Regions from separate parts of the Homo sapiens genome. Here region 1 is linked to region 2. Evidence: read pairs that join two places in POLR2A ChIA-PET (ENCODE). Cell type or tissue: PC-9. All regions are shown on one strand. Links, peaks and the distances in the headings refer to the core of each region. The heading gives the core; the rest is flanking DNA.

Region 1 (5,365 bases), core at 233-5,232, 960 kb before region 2:
GTGTGCGTTGTCTTGGGAGTGGGCTCCTGATAAAAGGATGAGTTCAGGCTGATTTTTTCTCTGTCTCCCCTGCTTGCGTCCCTGCTCTGCCCCTCACCATAGACTGACCCTGGCCAGATGCCAGCACCAAGCTCCTGGACTTCCCATCTCCCAGAACTGTGAGCCAAATAAACTTCCTGATAATTTACCCCATCTGTGGCATTCTGTTACAGTGGTAGAAAATGGACTCAGACACATGGTTCCTGAGAGAAGGTGGATGTCATTCTTATCTTGGTTCCGCTACAGGCAAGGTGTTGGTGTTGGGAGGTTTTTTCTGGCTTCTTTCAAAATTTGTTCATGTTTGATTTTACATAGTTTAAATATGAGATGCCTAGGTGTCATTTTGTTTACTTGTTTGTTTTCTTTGGGGGCAGTGTTTTTTGTTTTGTTTTGTTTTGTTTTGGCATTTATCCTGCTTGGTGTTCTCTGAGCTTCCTGGATCTGTGGTTTGGTGTCTGACATTAATTTGGAGGATCCCTCAGTCATTATTGTTTCAGTTTTTTTGTTGTCCCTTTCTTCCTTCCTTCCTTCCTTTCTTCTGCTTCTGGTATTATTTGTGTTACACCTTTTATGGGTGTCCTACAGCTTTTGTATATTCTGTTCTTTTATTTTTTTTTTTTTTTTTAGTGATTGTTCTCTTTGCCTTTCACTTTTGGAAATTTCTATTGAGCTATCCTCAAGCTCAGAGGCTTTTTCCTCAGCTGTGTCCAGTCTCCTAATGAGCCTATCAAAGGCAGTCTTCATTTCTGTTGCCGTGTTTTCTATCTTTATGTTTCTTTTTGGTTCCTTCCTAGACTTTCCATCTGTCTGCTTACATTGTCCATCTGTTCCTGTGTGCTGTCTACTTTACCCACTAGAGCTCTTGGCATCTTAATCATTGCTGTTTTAAATTCCTGGTCTGATAATTCCAACATAACTGCCTTGTCTGGTTTTAATGGTTGTTTTGGCTCCTCAAATTCTGGTATGGGTTTTTTTTTTTTTTTTTTTTTTTTTTTTTTTTTGCCTTTTAGTATGTCTTGTAATATTTTCTTGATAGCCAGACATGATGTACAGAGTATAAAGACCTGCCGTAAAGATGCCTTTAGTGATGTGGTTGTAAGATGTGGGGGGAGGGGAAGCATTCTAGAACCTTCTAACCAGGCCTCAGTCTTTAGTGAAACTGTGCATTGGGCTGTGAGCTTCACAAGGGTTTCTCAGCCGCCCACCCCTCACTTTCTTAGATGAGACAGGATGGCTCGAGGGGGCGGAAGTTGGATATTTCTCTTCCCCTGGCAGGTTATAGTCTAGCTGAACAGTTTCTCCTGAGGGCAGCTCTTGTTAAGGACAGAATGTTCTGGTGTGTTTCAAAATGATTCCATTTTCCATCCTCCTACCTGCAGAATGAGATTTTTCTGATATTCACTGTGAGAATGTGGTAGAACTCCTGGGGTAAAACTCACATACGTGCGGTGTCCACCATGACTGGGTCCCCCTGCCGTGGTGTCCCCCATGACTGGGTCCCCCCGCCATGATGTCCGCCACGACTGGGTCCCCCCGTGGTGTCCCCCATGACTGGGTGCCCCCGTGGTGTCCCCATGACTGGGTCCCCCCGTGGTGTCCCCCAGGACTGGGTCCCCCCATGGTGTCCCCCATGACTGGATCCCCCCGTGGTGTCTGCCATGACTGGGTCCCCGGAGGAGTTTGGAGTTGCCCACACTGAGCCTCCAGGGATCTATCAGCTACAGTTCGGGTTTCCCCGCCCTGGAACAGGCTCCTGAGGTGGTTTCCACGGATGCGTCTCTGCTCCGGCAAACCATGGCCCCGTCATTGACAGGCCAGCGCCCGTCAGCCCCTCAAGTCTTGGGTGTACCAGGTACCTACGTCTTCACCGCTGTTTTGGGTGTGGGAAGAATTGTTGATTTTCAGTCTGCTCAGCTGACTTGTTGTTAGGGTGGAGCAGCGGCTCCTGAGCTCCTCACATGAGGTACCAGAGGCTGGAAGTCCAGTTTGGGCAATGGCAGGTGTAGACTCAGAATGTTCCACGCGCAGGGGCTCCCCCGAAAGGCGTTCTTTCCCCAGGGCTCCTCCGAGCCTGGCTAGTACGGTCTCGAACTGCAGTCTGAGGCTGGTCCTGCCCAGCCACCTACCTTCCCTCTCCTTCCACAGGTGCCACAACCACACCCCCACCTGGGGTTCCCCACCTGCCCCTCCTTCATCTCCCTTCTACCCCTCGCAGGGAGCCCCCATCCCATAAATCCACTTCCTATTCTGCCTTGGCATCTGCAGGACAAGTCCCAGGTGGCCTTGGAATGAACAAGCCCCTCCCTTCTCACGCGTACTTCTCGAGAATACCTGAAGAATGTGCCAGGAATGCAACCACCTGGTCTAGGGAAGGACCGGCCGGACAGCCCTGGCTCTGCTCCTGTGCCTCCTAGGGCAGGATGTCCCACACACTGTAGCCCTATGAGTCACCCCTGGCTATGGAACCCAGAGCAGAGTGCACCTTTGGGATCTCTCAGCTGTGGTGTGAAGCGGGACACACATAGACAAGGCTCCATTCGTTCTGGGCAGCTTTCCCGAGCCTCGGGGACCCGCTCACCATGGATCCTAAGCTTCTGCTGTTCCCTGCTGCCTGCCTGTGAGTAATAAAGTTGCTTTCATAACTGGTTGTGTGTGTGTTCTGTCTCCCTGGACTCTTGCACGTGGGTTGATGCTGGTTCATGGTATTGGGAGTTCTCTAGAGTCCTCCCCTGAGGCTGAGTCCAGGGCATGCTGGAGTCCAGGGCGTCAGTCAGGTGTCCAGGTTGAGTCCAGGGCATGCTGTCTTAGTCCAGCTGTGTTGCTGTAAAGCATCACCTGGGGCTGGCTCATTTGTAAAGAAAGAGGTTTCTCTGGCTTACGGTTCTGAAGGCTGTACAGGAAGTCTGGCACCAGGGTCTGCTTCTGGTGACAGCTTCAGGAGCTTCCACTCGTGGGGGAGGTGAAGGGGACCCATCATGCCAGGGTGGGAGAAGAGGGGGGTGGGGGCCAGGCTCTAACAACCTGAGCTCACAGGAGGTGAGAGGGAGAACTCAGCCCCACAAGAGGGGTACCAGCTGTTCGTGAGGGATCCACCTCAATGACCCAATCACCTGCCACCAGGCCCCACGTCCAACATCAGGGATCACATTTCAACATGAGGCTTGGAGGGGACCAACGTCCAAACAAATCAACAGTGAACCTGCTTCCCAGTGTCTGCTTCCTGGGGAGTGCCAACTGACACCAGCCCCAGGGTCTGAATCTCTTGGTCCTCTGGAGCTGTGGGGTGAATCAGTGCTTCTCACGGGGGAGCTTCCTGTGGCTTTTTTTTTTTTTTTTTTTGAGACAGAGTCTCACTCTGTTGCCCAGGCTGGAGTGCAGTGGTGTGATCTCAGCTCACTGCAACCTCCGCTTCCCGGTTCAAGCAACTCTTGTGCCTGAGCCATCGAAGTAGCTGGGATTACAGGCACCCACCACCACACCCAACCAATTGTTGTATTTTTAATAGAGACGGGATTTCACCACATTGGCCAGGATGGTCTCGAACTCCTGTCCTCAGGTGATCCACCCACCTCGGCCTCCCAAAGTGCTGGGATTACAGGTACCCACCACCACACCCAACCAGTTTTTGTATTTTTAGTAGAGACAGGATTTCACCATGTTGGCCAGGATGATCTCGAACTCTTGACCTCAGGTGATCCACCCACCTTGGCTTCCCAAAGTGCTGGGATTACAGGCACGCACCACCACACCCAACCAATTTCTGTGTTTTTAGTAGAGACGGGGTTTTACCATGTTGGCCAGGCTGGTCTCGATCTCCTGACCTCAGGTGATCCGCCCGCCTCAGCCTCCCAAAGTGCTGGGATTACAGGCGCGCACCACCACACCCAACCAATTTCTGTATTTTTAGTAGAGATGGGGTTTCACCATGTTGGCCAGGCTGGCCTGTGGCCTTTTTGGTGGGCCTCCCCTGGCCTTTTAAATCAGGCAGCCATAGCTCTCATCTGCTGGTAATCCTCTTCTGTTCAACTGTTTCTTTATAATTTCATTCCTTTCTACCAGTTCAGTGATTGTTTCTCCAGAGAGTTGCCATTCTTTTTTTTTTTTTTTTTTTCTTTGGGGGGACGGAGTCTTGCTCTGTTGCCCAGGCTGGAGTGCAGTGGCACGATCCCAGCTCACTGCAAGCTCTGCCTCCTGGGTTCACACCATTCTCCTGCCCCAGCCTCCCGAGCAGCCAGGACTACAGGCACCTGCCACCATGCCCGGCTAATTTTTTCTATTTTTTAGTAGAGACGGGGTTTCACTGTGTTAACCAGGATGGTCTCAATCTCCGAACCTCAGGATCCGCCCGCCTTGGCCTCCCAAAGCGCTGGGATTACAGGCGTGAGCCACCGCACCCAGCCCAGAGAGTTGCCATTCTAACATTCATACCCATGACATCTACATTTTAAATATTTTATTGATGATCACTATGGGATAATAAAGGAGAAAATAATTTTTAAAAAGACTCTGCAAAATTACATTAGTTCTCCTAATCATGAGATGCTTGCTTCAGAGTTTCAGGATCCACCCAACATGGGAAGTCAAAGCCTCTCTGGGATACTACGGGGCTAAGGTGCACAGTCGCTCAGGTTGTGCACAACACAAGGGCACCCCATTCACATGAAAACATCTTCATTATTTTGAAAATCTGCAGAGCACTGTGTAGACACATTAGGGATTACCTTACATGAGGCTATACTAATTTATGATAGCAATTATTTATGTGTTGTTATGGAAAACTGGGAGACAAAAATGAATTACTGTTTTGAGATCTTACGAAGCTTGGAAGACAGATTGGCCCTGGGGAGGCAGCGGTGGCCGCAGTTTGCAGGGAAGATTGCTGCCGAGGAGGAATCTGTGCACACGACAGGCTCCAACGATCTGCACAGGGCCACATGGGGCTTTGGCTGAGGACTAAGCTTCGCACGCACTGCACAAAACCCCAAGAGCTGAGCAAAAGTGGCCACCTGGGAGCCCCCTGAAAGCTGCACCAGGACAAGGCCCGTCTGACCAGGTCAAGTGCAGAGCCCCGAGGAACCTGGGTTGGTGATGGAGACCTCAGAAAGTCCCGGCCACTAGAAAAGAAGCATTTACATGATTGAAAAAAACGTTTGCAGAAAAGAGGTGAAATGACAGAACGAGGGAAAGACTCAGCAGAATGTAGCCCAGAGACATCGCGATGGAGACATGAGCTCACTTTCTGTCTCCTCATCAACCAAGAACCCCATAAACAAGGGCAGAATGCTCCCTGCGTCCAGCACTGAGACCGAGACCCAAGATGCACCAA
Region 2 (5,365 bases), core at 263-5,262:
TGTGGGGGTAGGAGGTGAGGGGACCCTCAGTTACGGGGAGAGGGCATCACACGGGCCTTGCTGGGGGCAGAAGATTTGTCGTGAGCGCGACAGACCCACTAGACTCTGCAGGTCCCCATGGGAAGCGCCCTGCCCTCCACGCCCACCTACGAGGTCGCGACCCCCCTACCCCGAACCGCCCTCTGCAGACAACGAGGCTCGGAGGAGGCAAGCAGCGAACCAAAGCTCCCACCGTCACCAGGGAAGGGAGGGGAGGGCAGGGCAGGGAAGGGGCGGAGGAGGGGAGAGAAGAGGGGGAGAGGAGAGAAGAGGGGGAGGGGAGAGAAGAGGGGGAGGGGAGAGAAGAGGGGGAGGGGAGAGAAGAGGGGGAGGGGAGAGAAGAGGGGGAGGGGAGAGAAGAGGGGGAGGGGAGAGAAGAGGGGGAGGGGAGAGAAGAGGGGGAGGAGAGGGGTCGCCTCTCGAGGCAGAGCAGGCGGGAAAGGGCGCGGCCCGGCTGCGACACCCCTAGGCCCCCCACCCCCGCAGGCGCAGAGCCGGGGCGCTCCCCCCATTGCACCGCCCGCCCTCCAGGCCGGAATCGAGGTCCCCTTCCCAGCGCTGCTGGACGCCCCTCCCGAGCGCTCCCGAATCCGACCAGCCCGGAGGCGGCTGCGCCTCCAGGGGCTCCCGTCAGGCCCCTGCCCCCCCTGCCCTCCCTGCCCTGGCGCGCCCCCGCCCCTAGCCGCCATCCCCGCCCGAGGGTCCCAGCCAGAGCCCCGGCCCCCGGCCCCGCCCGCGCCTGCTGGGCGCCCCCTGGTGGCCTCGGCTGGGCCCTGCCGCTGCGCCCACGGCCCTCGTGGGAGGCCCCTCCCTACCCCGGCCGCCCTCGGGCCCCCACGGTCTACTACCCCATGGGGACCGGCATGTCAAGCCCCTGCGTGGGCGCCTGCGCCACCCCCCCGCCCTCCGCACTCGCCCCCTTGTCCCAGCCCCGCGTCCTGGGGAGGAGGCTTGGGCCGCAGCCCAGCACCCAGAAGTGCAACGCGCACGGGTGGGGCCAGGCTCGAGTCAGCCGGTGACGCAGCCTCTGTGTGACCAGGGCGGATGGCCCGACCTCTCTGAGCCCCCGTTTCCCCGCCTGTAAAAGGGGGTGGGGCTGCCTCCCAGCGCCGCTGCGAGGCGTGAGTGAGTTACGACTCAGAACGCCCAGGTCCGAGGTGAGCACACGCGACACCCGCGAGCCACGGCCACGCGTGTCCCCAGGGCGCCTCCCGCCACGGGCTGGCCAGGAGTGTCCGCGCTGTGGGGATACGAAGGGGCGCGGCCCCAGCGCTGCGGGGCCCGCAGGGAGGGCGCAGGGGCCGAGCATCCGCCCCGGGGCATCCACCCATCAGGCCTCGCCGTAAACTTCCTCCTAACAGCCGCTCCTGCAGCCGGAAGATATTGACTCGAAGGAGAAACAATGGCAGGAATAAAATAAAAATAAAAAAGTTAATTATCCTTTGTGTTTGTAATTTAATTAAAGATGCAGTAAAGTTTTACTGTTTTTCCAGGTGATGATGTTTAGAGCCCCGAGAAGCTATTTGTGCTGGTGAGATTAAAGTGCATTTTAAAATGTTCCTCCAGTACTTTCACATTTGTTGATAGATTTTTAAATTAAACTTTAAATTGTAATCTAAATTACCTCCAACAATTCATGGTCCCTGTAATGAACTCCCACCGTTCCCGCTGTCATCCGTCGATGATGGAGTGCGAGCCGGGAGCTGCAGCCCCGCGGCCGCCGAACCAACCGCGGAGGCCAGGCAGCCTCGCCCCAGGGACCCCGCCCACGGCGCCCTACACCGGCGGCCAGTCAGGGAGGCCAACGCCGCGAGACGGAAGCAGCCATACCCCGCGGGCCACCAGTGTGGCCAGAAAAGATCTGCAGGGATGTGAGGGCAGCTCAGAGCTGAGATCTAAGGCTGGGGCAGAACCGGACGGCGCAACAAGCTAGGGAGAAAGCATCCCCGGCGCGGGGTGCACGGAGCCCCAGACCCCACCCGCCTCCCGCCCGGACCCCGCCTCCACTCAGGGAGCCGGGCCCCACCTCCCGCCCTAGGCCCCGCCTCCTACCTCGGGCCCCACCTCCCGCCTAGGCCCTGCCTCCTGCCCAGGCCCTGCCCCCAACTCAGGGCCCCGCCTCCCGCCCAGGCCACGCCTCCCACTGAGGACCCTGCCTCCCGCTCAGGGACCCGCCTCCTGCCCGAGCCCTCCCTCCCTCCCAGGTCCTGCCTCCCGTCCAGGTCCCCGCCTCCCACTCAAGGCCCCGCCTCCCACCCAGGCCCCGCCTCCCACTCAAGGCCCCGCCTCCCACCCAGGTCCCCCCCTCTAACCTGGGCCACGGCTCCCACTCAGGGCCCCGCCTCCCACCCAGGCACCGCCTCTCACCCAGGCCCCGCCTCCACTCAGGGCCCCGCCTCCCACCCAGGCCCCCCCTCTAACCTGGGCCACGGCTCCCACTCAGGGCCCCGCCTCCCACCCAGGCACCGCCTCTCACCCAGGCCCCGCCTCCACTCAGGGCCCCGCCTCCCACCCAGGCCCCCCCTCTAACCTGGGCCACGGCTCCCACTCAGGGCCCCGCCTCCCACCCAGGCACCGCCTCTCACCCAGGCCCCGCCTCCACTCAGGGCCCCGCCTCCCACCCAGGCCCCCCCTCTAACCTGGGCCACGGCTCCCACTCAGGGCCCCGCCTCCCACCCAGGCACCGCCTCTCACCCAGGTCCCGCCTCCACTCAGGGCCCCGCTTCCCACTCAGAGCCCCACCTCTGCTCAGGGCCCCGCCTGCGGCCCAGGCCCCGCCCCTCACCCTGGCCTCGCCTCCTGTGGTCTTGCATGCCACAGTTGCTCAGACCAGACTTTCATCATAATGTCCCCTCCCTTACAGAAGTAGAAGTTAAAGACAAAACCAATTTTGAGTTTCCAATTTTCTCCAAATGTTCTAGAAATCGGTCATTTTCTTAAATATTTAACTGTTACCTGAATTTTCTCTTCCTCGTGGTCCTGCATATCTGGAATATTACTGGCAAAACCCAATTAGACTTTTAAGACATGTATGTGTTTCTAAGCAGGCCAAATATCTTTTTTTGTTTTGTTTTGTTTTTAAGACAGAGCTTTGCTCTTGTCGCCCAGGCTGGAGTGCAATGGGGCAGTCTTGGCTCACTGCGACCTCTGCCTCTGGGTTCAAGCAATTCTCCTGCCCAGGCTCCCAAGTAACTGGGATTACAGGCACCCGCCACCATACCCAGCTAATTTTTATATTTTTAGTAGAGACAGGGTTTCTCCATGTTGCCCTGGCTGGTCTCGAACTCCTGACCTCAGGTGATCTGCCCTCCTCATCCTCCCAAAGTGCTGGGATTACAGGCTTGAGCCACCATGCCCAGCATTTTTTTTTTTTGATATAGGGTCTTGCTCTGTCATCTGGGTGTGAGTGCAGTGGTGTGATCACAGCTCACTGCAGCCTCCTCCAACTCCTGAGCTCAAGTGATCCTCCTGCCTTGGCCTCCCAAAGTGCTGGGATTACAGGTGTGAGCCATCACTCCCCACCCAAAATTTCTTTACATCAGCCACACAGAGCTCCTTGACTACTTGAAGGCAGCACATGGCAAACAGCCGAACCTTGTCAGCAATCCAAGAAATGAGCTTTAGGACAGCAAGGAGACGCCATTCTCATGTCACGTTTCAGCGTTTACTACTGATATGATAAGAAGGGTCCCTGCCGTGGGGGCAGTGTGGCAGGGCAGATGCTCTGTGACCTATACTCCAGCCAGGCCACGGCCATCAGGGCATGCTGCCTAGCAGGGCTGGACAGAGTCCACGGCGTTCCTCCTGGACCCAGCTGAACGACACTCCCCTCCCTGCCACGGACGTCACCACCACCCCGCGGGGAAAGACCAGAAGGGCAGGGAGTGAGCCAGTGCCATGTATGCCACCTACACAGACCCAAGAGAGAGTGGACGGGAGGCCCTGCACCCTGCACCCAGGCTGGGAAGACCAGGAGGAGGCTGGCGGCCCTGGCTGAGACCCCATTTGGAGGCTGACCTTGGCCTCAGAGAGCCACCCAGCCCGAGATCAGTCCTCTCCCGCCTGCGATCTCAGCACTTTGGGAGGCCGAGGCGGGAGGAGCTCTTGAGCCCAGGAGTTCAAGACCAGCCTGGGCAAAATGGTGAGACCCCATCTCTACAAAAACAAAAATTAGCCAGGTGTGTGGTGGCGCACATCTGTAGTCCTAGCTACTAGAGAGGGTGAGACAGGAGGATCACTGGAGCCCAGGAGGTCGAGTCTGCCATGAACTATGTTCCCCACTGCACTCCAACATGGGCAACAGAGTGAGACCCTGTCTCAACTAAAGCAAAACAAAAAATAGCTACATATATAGGCAGGATCCAGAGAAAAACCTTGGGATTGGATTTCTAGGTCCCAGATGAAGGGATCAGCCTGGATGAGCAAGAATGCATTGATTTGACGACTCTTTCTTGGTCATGAGAATTAACATCCTGTCAAGAACCTGGGTGATAGGGCAAACTCACTGCTAGTTGGCTCTTAGGAGCCTAAACAAAGTGATAGTTAACTCTCAGTGAAATGGCAATGTCCAGTTGTCCTGGGAGATGGCAAAGGGAGATGGGTGTGCTGGGTGAACACACTGTGGGTGCCAGAGACCCAGCAAAATCATGTTCTCTGGGAGGGCCAGAGGCTGTCGAGAGTGCACTGGGGAGGGGACCAGCACCAAGAGGAGGTGGGCGGAGTGTCCTCTGCAGGCAGGGTACAGTTAGAGATGGGAGAAAAGCAAAGGAAGCGGGGTCCCAGGTCTGCCCCATGAAGAAGAGCGGGACCAGCAGGAGGCAAGGTGGCCACATCTTAGACCCAGCACAGGCCTAAGGCCAAAGTCACTGGTCAGAGGAGTCTCGTGTCTCCCTTGGGGAACGAGCCATTCACTGGCTTCCCTGTGCTTGATCTGTGCTCCCAGGAGGACAATAATCTCTGGTCTGTGCCAGCAGGGATCAAGCACTTTGCATGATCACCTCATGTGCTTCTCACACGTCTCATGTGCAGCTCCGGTTACAAGGCACAGCAAGTGTGCACAACCCTCCCAGTCCTGCAGCTCCCAGCAGCTCAGGTGGAGCCATCCTGGCCTTTGTGCTCCTGACCCTGCTGCTGTGCTCCGCCTGATACCTGTCCCTCCTCCCGGGGCTTGTGCGAGGATTGAAGCGTTAGTGTCGTTCTTGCCGGCTCATGGGTGGGCACCTGCCTGCTTTCACCACCTGCCGCCAGCTTGCTTTCCAGGAGACGTCCTCTCCAGCCAGAGGTTCTCCTTGGCCCACATCCTTGTCAATCCTGGGAACTATACAAT

The links. Peaks named below come from ENCODE experiments on the same cell type or tissue, not always from the same donor. Only the 100,000 strongest peaks of a DNase experiment are listed, where the experiment ranks them.
Region 1: POLR2A ChIA-PET joins it to region 2 with 7 read pairs; 1 of 35 experiments calls an interaction of 5 or more read pairs at or near these places.

Annotation. Positions count from the first base shown.
Region 1 is chr4:615,418-620,782 of GRCh38, forward strand. LOC124900162 (a long non-coding RNA gene) reads left to right here. Exons shown (of 2, transcript XR_007057986.1): 2 at 2,305-2,681. Among named protein-coding and RNA genes, the nearest start is that of PDE6B, 7.5 kb to the right of the region's middle. In PC-9, for the core only: no CTCF peak of the experiment used is centred there; a DNase peak (open chromatin) is centred at 2,374; H3K27me3 peaks cover 2,224 bases.
Region 2 is chr4:1,578,495-1,583,859 of GRCh38, forward strand. It overlaps a transcript of FAM53A not described here. Among named protein-coding and RNA genes, the nearest start is that of FAM53A, 100 kb to the right of the region's middle. RefSeq lists an enhancer at 1-386 and silencers at 768-1,047, 1,845-1,904, 2,085-2,294, 2,668-2,894, 2,711-2,870. In PC-9, for the core only: a CTCF peak has its summit at 947; DNase peaks (open chromatin) are centred at 2,187 and 2,817; H3K4me3 peaks cover 1,358 bases.